2 separate regions of the Homo sapiens genome follow, and region 2 is linked to region 1. The links are chromatin contacts, found by Hi-C or POLR2A ChIA-PET in ENCODE. All regions are on one chromosome and are shown on one strand. The core of a region is the stretch at or near the end of the contact, and the rest is flanking DNA. Distances in the headings are between cores, read along the strand shown. Region 1 overlaps LINC01117 (long intergenic non-protein coding RNA 1117). Region 2 has its middle 210 kb from the start of MIR4444-1.

Evidence for each region. A loop is a pair of places that touch in the nucleus more often than their neighbours do. ChIA-PET counts read pairs that join two places held with the same protein, here RNA polymerase II (POLR2A). Pooled maps may share reads with other maps.
Region 2: a pooled map shows a loop between it and region 1 (4-fold over the local background). The contact joins two enhancer-like sites. A Hi-C loop is called at or near these places in 1 of 168 maps with a recorded cell type or tissue (A673) and 2 of 50 pooled maps. POLR2A ChIA-PET finds 5 or more read pairs at or near these places in 1 of 52 experiments (T-cell).

The regions. Positions count from the first base shown.
Region 1 is chr2:176,641,506-176,648,277 of GRCh38, forward strand. The region is part of intron 2 of LINC01117 (long intergenic non-protein coding RNA 1117); the gene reads left to right. Among named protein-coding and RNA genes, the nearest start is that of LINC01117, 7.1 kb to the left of the region's middle. RefSeq lists a silencer at 728-817. Within about 2 kb of position 2,371, at least 4 of the 41 ENCODE cell types and tissues checked have a DNase peak (open chromatin) inside an H3K27ac peak, as active enhancers do.
Region 2 is chr2:176,995,922-177,002,982 of GRCh38, forward strand. No RefSeq gene overlaps it. Among named protein-coding and RNA genes, the nearest start is that of MIR4444-1, 210 kb to the right of the region's middle. Within about 2 kb of position 3,615, at least 2 of the 41 ENCODE cell types and tissues checked have a DNase peak (open chromatin) inside an H3K27ac peak, as active enhancers do.

The DNA.
Region 1 (6,772 bases), core at 1,121-3,620:
GGTTACAGGCACTATGCGAAATCTTTTCCATACATTGTTTCATTTTATTCACACTAATTTTCATACAGGTAGTTACAATCCCTATTGTATAGGTAAGGAAAATATGAGGCTCAGAGAAGCCTAGTGACTTTCCCAAGGTCACACAGCTAGTAAATGACAGGTCTGGATGTTTAGTCCAGGTCTATGGAAATGTCAAACATATACAGTTAGCACTACCCTGCACTGCCTCCCAATCTGTTTGGCTTTAAAGAGTCCCTAATCAATCTGGTCATTTACAATTAATGTGTAAACCATAATGAAAATGGAAATGATTAAGGCTGGAACCCAGGCCTATTATTCTTGAATTAGTCTTGTGCGGTGGTTGGAATACTAGGCCCAGTGGGGTGAGACACAGGCCTGCCTCCCAGGGTCTTTCCTGTCCTCCGCTCATTCCACCACTACATGTAGATATTTGAAAAGGCCCAGAGGAAAAGTCAGGGTTACTTTTTTCCCCTCTGTGGAAAAACATGATGAAGCTGAATTTACCTCAACTAGTATTAAAACATCAAGTGAACAGATGTACATATTGATTAAAGATGAAGAAAGGAGAACTCAGACAAGTGGGTGGCAGAGCAGTTTTTCCTTTTAACCAAACGTTCTTTCTTTATGGCCTTTAAAGATATGCATTCTTCCAAGATACTTGATGGGTGTTCTGACCATTTCAGGGAATGAAGAACAGCCTGAGACCATAAGGAAAGCCTTGATTCATGTACGAGTTTCTTTAATGAGTAAGCAAGAGTCATGCAAGAGTGCTCTGCTGTAGCCATGTGATTCATTCTGTACCCCTGAAACAAATATGTACAGAACCCCAAAAGAGGAAGCTAAGGAGCCTGTGAGTTATTCTAAGGAATGTGCAACACCCCCTATTAAAAACTCCATCCTAAAACGGTGAAACCCCGTCTCTACTAAAAAAATACAAAAAATTAGCCGGGCGTAGTGGCGGGCGCCTGTAGTCCCAGCTACTTGGGAGGCTGAGGCAGGAGAATGGCGTGAACCCGGGAGGCGGAGCTTGCAGTGAGCCGAGATCCCGCCACTGCACTCCAGCCTGGGCGACAGAGCGAGATTCCGTCTCAAAAAAAAAAAAAAAAAAAACTCCATCCAAGGATAAATTTCAAAAGTAGATGCTGAAAAGATGGAAGTCACTGGCTCCACCTGGTAAATCCTATACTATCCCTGAGAAGGCAGAAGTCATTCTTAGGTTTAGAGAGAGTCTACTACAGCCAAAACAGTTAGAATTAATCTTGGACTTATGACTTTGTGGCTGTTATTGCTGGGACAGGGGGACGGAAATGGGGGGAGGAATTGAGGGATACCTCCAAAGAACTCACAAGTCTGCAGAGACCGAGCTCACTACATAAATACAGCAGTGGCAGACTCCAAACCTCAACTTGCTGCTCAGGGAACCCCAGGCAGTACCAGGCTTTGGTGGCTTTGCTGGAAAAGAGTTCTGGGGTTTACCAGCCCTCTCATGCATTTAACTCTGGGCACTCAACTCACCTTAAGTCTTTGAGTTTTCTTATTGAAAGAGAAAAGTAATCACACCTTAAATTAAATTTATGGGTTTTTTTGAATAAAGGATATACTTATAGTTTCCAGCTCTTCACTGTGAAGTCTGATTAATTTTTTAACAGATGAGGAATTTGTGTATTGATGAATATTTGATAAAAACAAGAGAAAACATTAAAAAGCAACATGAACTGCAGAGTTCAATCCCACCAAAATAAAAATGTAGCACTGTATATCTTGAAACTGAGGTTAGACTCTCTAGGAAGAACATGGAGGAAATAAATGCTCAATCCATATTGCAGCAGACATAATTTTAAGCCACCACAACTTTCAAGGACCTTTGAACCATTTTCTTCAAATTTGCCTTGCCTTTCTTTCTGCATCTGTGAACTTGCCAAGTTAGAGTTTATTGCTGTAACAGGTTTTGAATGATAGTGTATCTGTTTTGAAAAGGTCAGTACTTTTTGATTATTTGATGGAAAGAATGTGTGCTTTTCCTTTTTTATGTATCTTTCAAACCAACTGTCTTGATATAAATGGAATCTTTAAAAAATATATTTACCCTTTTTAGACTAAGACCAAACATTCCGTTCCATGAAAGTCATGAGTGGTTGCTGAAAGGAGGTTATGAATGAAATAGTGTCTCCGCTTGAACGTCAGCAGCTAGCCTGCATTTATTCCTCAATTTCCAGAATCTAGAATAAAAATAGTGATTAGCAAGGCCAAAATACAAAACCCCAGGACGTAAAGCAGTGAGCACAGGGAGGCTCCCAGGACAGGAAGCCACTGGAAGCTGGTTGCTAGGAGACACTCGTCTTTTGCCGGCAGCAGGAAGATGTCCTTGAGCATGGCTTCCCCTGTGGTTGGCTTTGGACAAGCCGTGAATCAGACTGTCCTCACTAGTGCCGCCCTCCCAGCAGGGCCGACCAGCCTACCATACAGGTGCCACTGAGGGGCAATGGTGGGTCCTGTTCCCTGGGAAAGTTTCTCACATGTGCCCAGCTTTTCTGATATGCTCTTCTGAAATCAACAAGCATTTGATGTCTACTCTGGGTTATAAGAATATGGAAAAAAAAAAAAAACAGTTTCCTGGGTGGTGCTTTTTAGGTGAGAATTTTAAAAAATAAAATCATACCCTAAATTATACGAAACAGCCTACAAGAGCTGTAGGAAAAAAGATAAGATAATGAGTTAATGGTAATTAAAAGAGAAATCATAGAGGAGAGAGCATCAGAGCTGGAGGATTCACCTAGGGAGGAGGATGCTGGCAGGGGAACACCCTGTTTACTGTCAAGAGCTCTCGGAGGGCCCTTGATGGCAGTGAACTTGTCTTTCTTGCTCCCAGAAGCATCCCCAGTACATAGGACAGTGTTTGTCAGAGTGTTCAGGGTTCAATGGCTGAACAAATGCAGGAGAATGAAGATGCTGAAGATGAGCAGAGGGGCTTGGTGGTCATTGTTGGTGTTCCAGGGAAGAACCAGTGGAGAGAATGCTGAATGAAGAAGGCTGGCCTCATTGTTATCAGAGTCTGTAGTGGAAAATGGTGAGAAATGAGGTGGCTGGATAAGGTGCAGACCAGTTATGAAGACTCCTAAAAACCAGACAGAAAATGGCTTAAAGAAATTAGGGAGCTACTGTGGGAATCTGAGCCTGGTAGAGATGAAAGTTTTATGGTTTACAAATGCTTCTTTTCAAATGCATCATCGCTTAACATGTACAGTTTATTATATGTCCGTTACAACTCGATAAAGCTGTTAAAAATACATGATCTCATTAGGTGTTCAATATTTGGTGAAATGGACCTTATCCTTATTTCATTTTTACAGATGAGGAAACTGAGACCCAGAGAGGTTCATGGCTTGCCCGAGTTCAAACGTTTCAGATGACAAGCCAAGACTTCCGGGTTTTCTGCCTCCACGTCCCTCATTTGCTTCTTTCTGAATGCAGCTCTCTGCTGAGGGACTTGGAAGGAGACTGGCCTGTGGTTGGGGAGGCCAGTTGGGAGGCGGCGGCAGATGGCTGTTTGCAGTTTTCTCTCCCTCTCTCTCCCTTGCTTTCTTGTCTATGCTGCCCTCACCTTCTCTTCTTTTCTCCTCCATTGTTTCTTCTTCCCTGACAGTGTCTCAGACCTCTGGGTGGCATCCTGCTAAGCTGCACATGTGGGGGTTGCTCCCTGACTGTCACAGCTGCTAAGGGGCCAGCTTTAGGGCAGTGCTGTGCCATTTGGACATGAAGGGCAGCACCTTTGGGACCTGCAGCATTACATCTGTGGCACCTCTTTGGAGAGGTCTGATGTAAAAGAGAACACAAAGAATGAGATTTGGAGCCCAGGAAATATTACTAAGATTCAGACAATACGTGGGAATGTTGCATTTAAATATGCAGTTAACAGATCATCTTAATCGTCTTCCCCAGACCTAGCTTCAAAAGCATTCACCCAGTTCTCACATGTGTGAGTGAAAATCACTTAGATTTTGACTTGGCTATTAAATGGCCTCAAGCAAAAGCAAGTCAACCAAATTAGAAAGAAGGCAAAGTGCTATGGGCTTTGGAGCGAGATGACTGTGAAGTTCAATCTGGATTCCTCCATTTACTACATGTCACTAGTGCTAGATGCTACTTAGCCTCTTTGGGCCTCAGTTTTCTCATCTGTAAAATGGAAATAATGAGTCCAACTTAACAGGTTTGTTACAGCAATTAAATAACCGATGTATTGTGCACAGTGCCAGGCATGTAGTGAGCCCTCACCATGTGAATGGCAGCACCAGCATCCACATCAGCTCATCATCTTCATCAGTGGCATTACCTGAAACACTCTGTCCTCATCCGTGACATACATTAGAGGAAAACAGCCTTGTTTTCTTTAGGTTTTGTATTCTCCCAAGGCTGAAACTTGTATTTGTAATGCTACAACTTTGATAATTTTTTCCCTTAAGAGTTCCTTCAGCAGCATTTTTTTCCTACCAACTTGCATGTGTAGAGTTATTCAGTAGATGACACCGAAGAGTTTCATAGTGAATGTTTGTTGAGTGAATGTATGAAATGAACAATACCACCACCTCCAAAGCAAGTTTATTTTCTCTTGTTGATTCTAATGAGGATTTTGTTTTTAAATGGGGTAGGTGGTGGTGGTTGGTATGTGGTTTTGATAGCCAGGAGTGATGTGGCACAGGTGGTTGTGTGGGGTTAGGGATGGCTAGCCCATCAACCCAATCATATGGAAATTCCTTTTCATTATACTGCAAAGCAGCCAGCTAGAAATGGAAAATCTAGTTAACTAGTTCTTTTATGGAAAACATCCAAGTTGGTAGAAGTTTTTTTCACTGAATGTCTCCTAACACCTCCCTGATGGCCTGGCTAGATTGACTCATTATTTCCAACCGACCAGCTTGACCTGACAGAGCTTCTGTGACAGAACCCCTGCCCAAAGCTCCTTCTATCCCCAAAGCGCTCTGCTGGCTGCTCTGGAGAGCGCAGGTTTGACAATCTCCAGTCTCCCCTCCATTGAGTCTTAACTGTTTCTAACAATCATTTCACGGCTGAACCCCAATTTGCATCATGGGTATAGACAAGGGGTAGAATACTAGTATTAAACAGTTGAATACGTGGCAAATGGGAGTAGAATTAAGACAAACAAACAACAGTAAAGAGATCAAGAAGCCTGCTAGTGTGAAAGGCAGTTTGGGCTGCTAAGTCATATCTTCCCAAGGGGTAATATACAAGCAACTGGAAACAAGAGGTGTCTTCTTAACAATAGAGTCAGACATACATACACCCTTCAATCTTTTAGTAATACTTTGGGTTAAAAAATGTTTAAATATTAGGCCTATATTTTCCTTTATTACCAGAGCCTCTTCTTCCAGATTCTATCAGAAAGCTAATACTAACAATAATGTCGTATAGGTTCTAAGATTGTGGGAAACCTCACTTCAAAGCCCCTTCATTAGAAGCTCAGACTTCCATACTAGCACCTAGTTTCAGGCCCATGTTGGGACTAATTACTGCCACTGGGTTTGTCGTGAGCCATCGCACCTGGCGAACCTACCTATATCTTTCTTTGAATGTGCTCAGACCAAGGGTCTTATCTTAAAGGAATATCAGACCAGAGCACCAGACCTATGGCTGAGAAACACCTTTTTTACCCCAGCACACATTTTCCCATCCATCCATTCATCCATCTCCAACAAATAACCTTACACAGCTTCCCCACTCTGAAAGGTAGATACCATATCTGTCTACTTTATCTCCAAATCATAGTCCATAGCCAGCAGAGCGTAACCACCAAAGGAATATTTGTTCAATAAATAAGTGAACAGTTATAAAATGCCCACTATATTGGCATAGTCATACATATATGATGAAGCACAGTCCCTGCCTTCTTGATACTCACAGTTGTTTTTCAGGATAGCTTTGTACCCCATCAGAAAAAAATAGATTTCAAGGCCGCTAATGTTCCTTTTATATTCCATTGGCTGGCCGTGTCAATATTGACTGTGTAATGCACTGACAGATGCGCAGTTCCCTTCAGAGAGAAATGAGAAAAAAAAAAAAAACAGCTTCACATCAGGCAAATTTTGATTATTTCTTTCTAAAGTGCACAGCACCTCCAGTCACTAATGGTTGTAAGAGACTTCGGGGACACTAATCTTAATGCGCCATTTCCTATAGGTCTTGTTAGTTCCTAAAACCATCTGTAAGAAGTTATTGTATTTGGCTTTCTTCAGCCATATTTTTTAAGCACGACATTTAATTAGTGCTTGTTAAGATGTTTCAAGTGCTTTGGCCACTTCTCTCACCCCTGCTGTTTCTTCATGGTCAGCATATTTTCTGGAAATGTTGTTTTCGGGAAAGGGCATCAGATGCGTCTGTGTCTGGAGAATTGCTCTGTGTATCCATGTGAAGCAAGTCTCTGAGAGCAACTGGAGGGACTGTCAGGCTGGCTGTGGGGCCTCCGTGTTCACAGCAGCTACTTTGAAAGGCCTCCAGTTTTGACGTTCTCATGGAAAAAGCAGAGACCTCAAAATGGGTTTGGAACCGACAACAATAGGAGGGTACACTGGAGCCCTGGAGAAGAATGTCACATAAGTGAAATGTATTTGAAATATTTAATCTAGGAACCTTTGGATTAACTTCATTAAAAAGAGTTTGCTTGAAAGGGCATAATTTTTGCTCGAAGAGACCTTATGAAAACTGCAAAATGGTTGATGGTACTGAAATATCCACCCAT
Region 2 (7,061 bases), core at 2,365-4,864, 360 kb after region 1:
CCCATGCTCGGGCCTCATTCCCAGGCTGGCTCCCATCATGACAGCACGATTTACCCCAGCATTCCCAGCCTTCCTATCTGTGTGCTGCACTGACAAGCAGAAGAGAAGGTCTGAGTCCCAGCTTTCCCAGAAAATATTCTGCAAATCCCAGTTTCAATCACAATCCGCCCTCCTGGCCCCTGCCTTGACCCCCCGCAGCAAATCACTGTGGCTGGGAAATGAACCGAGCTCTTAGTCTTAGCCTGGGTTGTGCCTTCACCCTGTAACCCAACCCAGCTCCAATCCAGACATGGAGTCACTGCCCAGAAACCACTTGGATACCCATGTGGACTGTGGAGTCCACAGATATTTCAAGAGATTTGATGGCAGCCTTACCAGTCCACAGGACCCAGATCTTCTGAGGGCTTCTGTAGCCTGAATCCTAGGCCCGGCCCCAATCAGGTTAGTTCCTTGAAGTTGTACGCTTCCACCCCATAGCTAAAATGGCCCCTTTTGTAGGAATCCAGAATACATAAAATTGCAAGGGATTGGATTCTGCCCCTAAATTGATTTTATACCCTTGAAAGTTTTCTACTATAGCATGTGTGAGTGTGTGTGTGTGTGTGTGTGTGTGTATAAATTGTGATTAGATAAGGCTCTAAAGAACAGTTTTATAGTCACTCCACCCATTTGGCTTTCCATAGAAATAAAATCCTTCATTATGGCAATGACCTTCAACGAAGGTTAAGTACGCAAACCTCAGTTTTAAAAAAAACTGTTTTTAACTGCTTTTATCTTTGAGCCTTTGAAGTAGAAAGTAAAAAAAATCAAATATTTTATTTTTGACATCTTCAAGGAAGGTATATGTAAATAGGAAACATACATAAAATCCCTGAGCACAAACAGAAAACAAATGATTAAATATAATGACAATTGCAGAAATATAGATTGAAGGTAAAATAGATTAAGGATGCTGCCCTTTGATGCCACTTTCTGTCAATAAGGCATAAGATAAATTTGTGAGCCTCATATTTCTCTGATCCACAGGTTAAATTTGCCATCCTGTAATTCCTTGTCACCATTTCAAATATCAAGCTAAACATCGTGTATTTCTCTGGGGTATTCACAACCTTCAGAGAGTAGTTGATAGTGATCACATTTCTTCTGAAGTCTTTGTTGATCCAAGAATACATATTTTGTTGTGTAAGTCTTCATAAATCAGTCTTTCCGCCCGTTTATCATCCCTGTTACTTTTCTCTGAACACTCTCCAGTATGTCTCCAACTTGCTAATAATGAGGTTCCCAGACCACAATGCATCATTCCCAGCTCAGTCTCTCTCCTTGTGCAGAGATGGACTTTGCCTTTTGGCTTCCTGACTCACTGTTTCCACTGACTAAGTTCATATGCTGCCAGATCATATATGAACCCGTGATTCATTTGCTACCCATTACAATGCCTGGGAGAACCCAAGCACTTCCCTAAATAGGTCAATGCCTGATGTACTAGGTGCCCAGAAAAGTTCTTTAAATAAATGAATAAATAAAAGCATGAACTTCCCTGTTGTGTCTTTAGTATACCAAAACATTTATTACAAAAAGAACAAATGAAAAGGAATATGCAACCTGTGTTGACAGTGGGGACAAGGGAACAGAGGTAACACATGAGAATCATGCATGGATGCTTTGGCCTGTACCATTCAAACGTTTCTACCAATTTGATTTGATTTAGACATATTTCATTTTCATTTAGCACAAGACAAAAGGAAGTTCAGAAAACTAAGGTATTTCACCACAGCAACTGAACAGTTGAATTACAACTGAGAACGTATCTGGAGTCTAAAATTCTAGTGCCCAATGTAGACTGCAGAGTAGAACAATCTGAAAATACCATTAGTAAAGTCCTTGTAGTTCCTGGGAATCAGTTCCTACATCTTCAGCTAAAATACTTGAGGCATGGGTTCTAACTGTGATTTTTTGCCTCAAGGGCTTTCCCTTTCTACTCATAATAACAGGATGCAAGAGGGTGGAAAAGGGAGAGGAGCAGAGCTAATCTGGTTTCTTGCTCTCTTGACCCCAATTACACTAGTGGTAGTGACAGTGACAGTAATAGTAGTAGTAGCTGCTCTTATTATTGAGTACCTGCTGTATGTCATGGACTCTGCTTAACCCTTCACATAATGTTATTTCATTAATAGCCAATTAAAATATGCACATTACCTCAATTTTACTTTAAGGAAACGGAGTCCCAGAAAGATTAAATGTCTAAGGATCACGCAGCAGAGTTAAGGTGCTATTTCAGCTCTGGGAGACTGCACCCCACTCTTCTGCCCTAGCACAGACTCTTTCCTTGGTTTCAATACTATACCAAGCCTGACATGTCATGCCTGACAGCCACTCCCATTTTCTGGTTCCTCTGAACTTCTCCTTAAGGACCCTTAATCAAAACTAACTGAGAAGTAAGGGGGGGGGGTGGGGGGGAACATTAGCTAAGAGGAACCTCTTAGCTAAACTTAGAAAAATTTGGAGTTTTCAAAAGGATCTTCTCTCCAGGAAATTAAGAAAAACAACAAACCATTAAGCATGTCATGTGCTAATAGGACCAGCCTAGTATAAGGCCATGTAAAAAGGCATTGAAATCTGCTAGTGTGATCCCAGCCTGGCCACAGATGCCCATGGCAGCCCAGTTTCCAGGCACTTGCCCTCATCTCCAATCTGTCTTTCTACCTTGGTCAGTTTGTTCCATTGCATGTGTACACTGATGGCCCCTGGCCAGAACTGAGCATATCAGATCAATACAGCAGTACACAGTACTGTGATTAAACACTGCAATGAAATGCTTGGTAAAAAACAAAAAACAAAAAACAAAACAAAAAAAACTCCCCAAATGACTCCTCTTTAAGAAAATAATCAAAAATAATTAAAGCAAAAAGCAAGACCAAATACTCTTCTCTGTTGGTTAATTCATTCCCCCTCTAATTATCTGTACATTCTGCTCTCTTTATGCTGCAACTCCAAACCAACAAATACTTGGGTTGAAAATTTTTAAAGAAGTAAATTCTTCATATAATTCCACAGGTCATGCGAAAGACCCATAATTTCATGGACATAGTACTGGAAAGGAAGTGAGAAGATTTGGTAAATATGTGTCTCACCACTTTGTTAGCAGGGACTATAAAATAATGATTTTTGAAAGCCCCCTTGGATATATAAAGCATTCTACAGTACTCATGAAATATTGGTTGAATTGGTTGAACCGACCTTAGGTAAACCTCTCCATATTTCCAAGCTTCAGTTTCTACATCTATAAAACAGAAACTAATAATAACTTTCTTGTCATACATGACTATTGTGGGGCTCCCAACAGGAAAATATATATGAAAGCATTTTTTAAACAATAAAGCATCATACAAAAGTAAGTTATGAAGAAAGGGAGATGCGCTCTAATTGTGCAAATAACATGGGCATTGTGCCAGCAAGCAAGTTAAAAAGTTAATAGCACTTTTTGCTATTTATCCAGATGTTTGGACACATTCTAACTATAAATCCAAAGTGGTCACTGGCAAACATTCAGACTGTTAAAGGACTGCTAGAAGGAACAACATGAGTGTTCTCTGTGTCTCCTGGGCCCCAAGGAGGGAAGGGAAGTTTCTGCATAGTCATTCCATCTCTAACAGAAACCACAACTCCTTGGAGCCCCAAAAGGAAACCAGTGCAGATGTCAAATATTTTGCTATGATGCTGAACTGAATGAACCTACACAAGGGTTAAATCTTTGTTTTTTCACAGGGAATAAGCCCTTTAGATCTTATACGTTAACCCCACTTCTACAGCAATCGAACCAAGGCAAAAATGTGCTTTTGCAAATATTTTTGAAAGATCTGACTAAGCCATTTTTAGATGTTTTTCAGTCTTCATGTGCCTTTCCCTCCCACAGAGCACAATTAAAAAGGCACCTTTAAAAGGCTATTTAAAAACATTGATTGGCTTAACTGTGCTAATGTCATGGCTTTAAAATAAAATTCTATTAAGTCTTTAAAATATTGCAGACAAGTACTTTGCAGCAGAAACTCAGGACAACCATCCTGAGGCTTCTGTTATTCACAGATATTTAGTTACTTCAGGTTAGTTCATCTTTCTTATTATGTTTTGTCTTTCAATTTGTGTAGTCTTATGACAGTTTTCAGGACATAATTGCCTTGATGCATACTAGAGCCTAGAGTACCTAGCAGCCACATTTCCCCAAGTCACTACGGTGAATTCATGAAGACAGACGCATTATGCTGGCTGGCACTGCGTTGCTATCAATACGTAAGGAGACAATGGTGTTCTTTCCTTACATTTAAATGCTAAACATTACAGAGTACCTCACCCTCCAAGAACTGTCCCAGGGATTATTTTAGATCTTGGTGAAGTATGTGTGTCCTTTTTTGACTCTGAATCACTCTTGTCTCTAGAGAAACTCAGGGGCTCAACATACACATGTAAAATTCTTTTCTTCTCTTCTGTATTTCCATTCTTGCTGTTTTTATGCTAAACTACAGACTTCCCCTTCTATCCATAATGTGCAAGGCAAGTTCAAGAAAGGGAACCTCAGAAAAAGATCTCATTTAAGTTTATAGTTAGTTCAACATCACAGTTTTGGTTGACTCACACCAGGTGGTGACCAGGTGTCCTGATAACATTCCACCTAGCTAGGAAGCAGAGTGAGAACAGCACAAGGGCTAACACATATAAAGGTATTTGTAAACTGCCCTTTATTTTAGGAATGTTAGGTATTTGTTATTATTGCTGCTGCTGATGGTGGTGTGATGATGATAATGATATTGACTGACTTGGGTTTGTTGTTAAAGTCAGATTTGCTCAAGAATCAAGCAGACTCCATTAAGACTCCACAGAAACCATGAAGTACATGAAGCTATCCTGTGAGTTATGTGTCTTACGTGTAAGCTGCTAGGAGACAGCTTTATGAGTTACTATGCAGATCCAGCTAAGAATATGATAATGAATGAGTTACGACGTTTAGCAATTTCTCCACAGCTCAAAGTCTGAGATTCACAGACTTGGGAAAGGAACCTCCAGGCCATGACTTCCCCTGAAGAAAATGTCAAAGTTAAGAAAGGTCCTCATCAACTCCCCTCCAGGGTTACCTTCCCTTGAGTCTCCGTCCTCATTCATTTTCTCCTCCATCCCAGGTGTGGACGTACCTTCCCACCCTCCTAAGCCCAAGTTGGTTCGTCAGAAATGATCAGTTTATGCAATATTTAGGAATATTGTTCAGTTTACTCTATCCACAGTTCTACACTCTACTGAGGTAACTTACTGTTAGTAATGAGGCCCACAGAAGGACTAATTAAATATTCCTTCCCTTTATAAAACAAAAGAAAACATTTGCTGGTATTATATAAATAATAGCTTTTTCCCCAATGTTTCCAAATGCTGAATGGACCAGCGTGGGAAGAAGAGAGCCTGGGATAGGCCAAGGCAAGATGCAGTAGGCAGAGAATAAGACCTACTGCCAAGATGCCTCTTCCCAAGCCTCAACCATGGGGGTTTGGGGAGACTCCCAGCCTGGTCAAGTGAGTGTCGGAACTCTCTGGGACTGCCTGGGATTCCTCACATTCATCTTTCTGCACTCTGGGTCCCTCTGCCTTGGCTCTTTCTCCCTCTGGCCCCTCCCACTCATCTTTGCAGACCAAACCCAGGGTCATTCATCTCTAAGAATGTCACCTGCTGTGGCATCAACCTCACTTCCTAGGAATACCTAGAAACTTTGAGCTTGTCATCCTGATTCATATTTCTACTCATAGCCATACCTGGCTCACTAGTTTGTTAGCAGAGACTACCAAATAATTACTAATGAAAGCCCTCTGGGATGAAGTGCTCATATCAGTTGAATTTGTTGAACCAATGTTGGGTAAACTTCTCCATGTTTCCAAGCTAAGACCCAGTGTATGCCAATAATTTGGCACCTTCAAACATATATTCTTTAAATATTGGGTTTATTATTTATTCAGTGACATCATCAAGAAAAACTGTCTATTAATAATATTATTATTTATGCTTAAAATAAGGAATATGCTTAGGAAATATAGTATTTAGACATATTTGGAATTATTTTTTATTCTACCCTCTCATTATCATAGATAACTGGATAGTACTGGTGTATTAATTTTCTATTGCTGCCATGACAAATTACCAACATTTAGTGGCTTACACAATACATATGTATTATCTTACAGCTTTGTAGTTCAAACCTCCAACACAAATCTTATTGGGCTAAGATTAAGTTGTCAACAACTGTATTCCTTCCTGGAGGCTCAGGGGGAGAATCTGTTTTCTTGCCTTTTCCAACTTCTAGGGGCTACTAACATTCCTTGGCTCACAGCCCTGTTTTTCCATCTTCAATGCCAGCAATGGTGGACTGAGTCTTCACAAAGCCATCTCCCAGGTTCTCCGTAGCAAGGAATGGTTCTCCATTTTGGGGGACTCATGTGATTAGGCCCACTTGGATAATCCAGGATAATCTCACCCATCACAAGATCCTTAGCCTTTATGATATCAGCAAAGCCCCTTTTGCCACGTCAGGTAATATATTCATAGGTTCTGGATAGTAGGGGGTATATTAGGCTGCTCTTGCATTGCTATAAAGGAATACCTGAGGCTGGGTAATTTATAAACAAAAGGGGTTTAATCAGCTCACAGTTCTGCAGGCTGTATTGCAGACAAGCACTTTGCAGCAGAAACTCAGGACAACCATCCTGAGGTGTCTGTTATTCACGGATATTTGATTACTTTAGGTTAGTTCATCTTTCTCTCATGTTTTGTCTTTCAATTTTTTTGGTCTTCTGATAGTTTTCACAAAATAACTGCCTTGATCCATACTAGAAGCAAGTACTTAGCAGCCACATTTCCCCAAGTCACCATAGTGAATTCATGAAGACAAATGCATTATGCTGGCTTGCACTGTGTTGCTATGAATACATAAGGAGACGATGGTATTCTTTCCTTACGTTTAGATGCTAACATCACAGAGTACCTCACCCTCAAAGAATTGTCCCAGGGGTTATAAGCATGGCACCAAT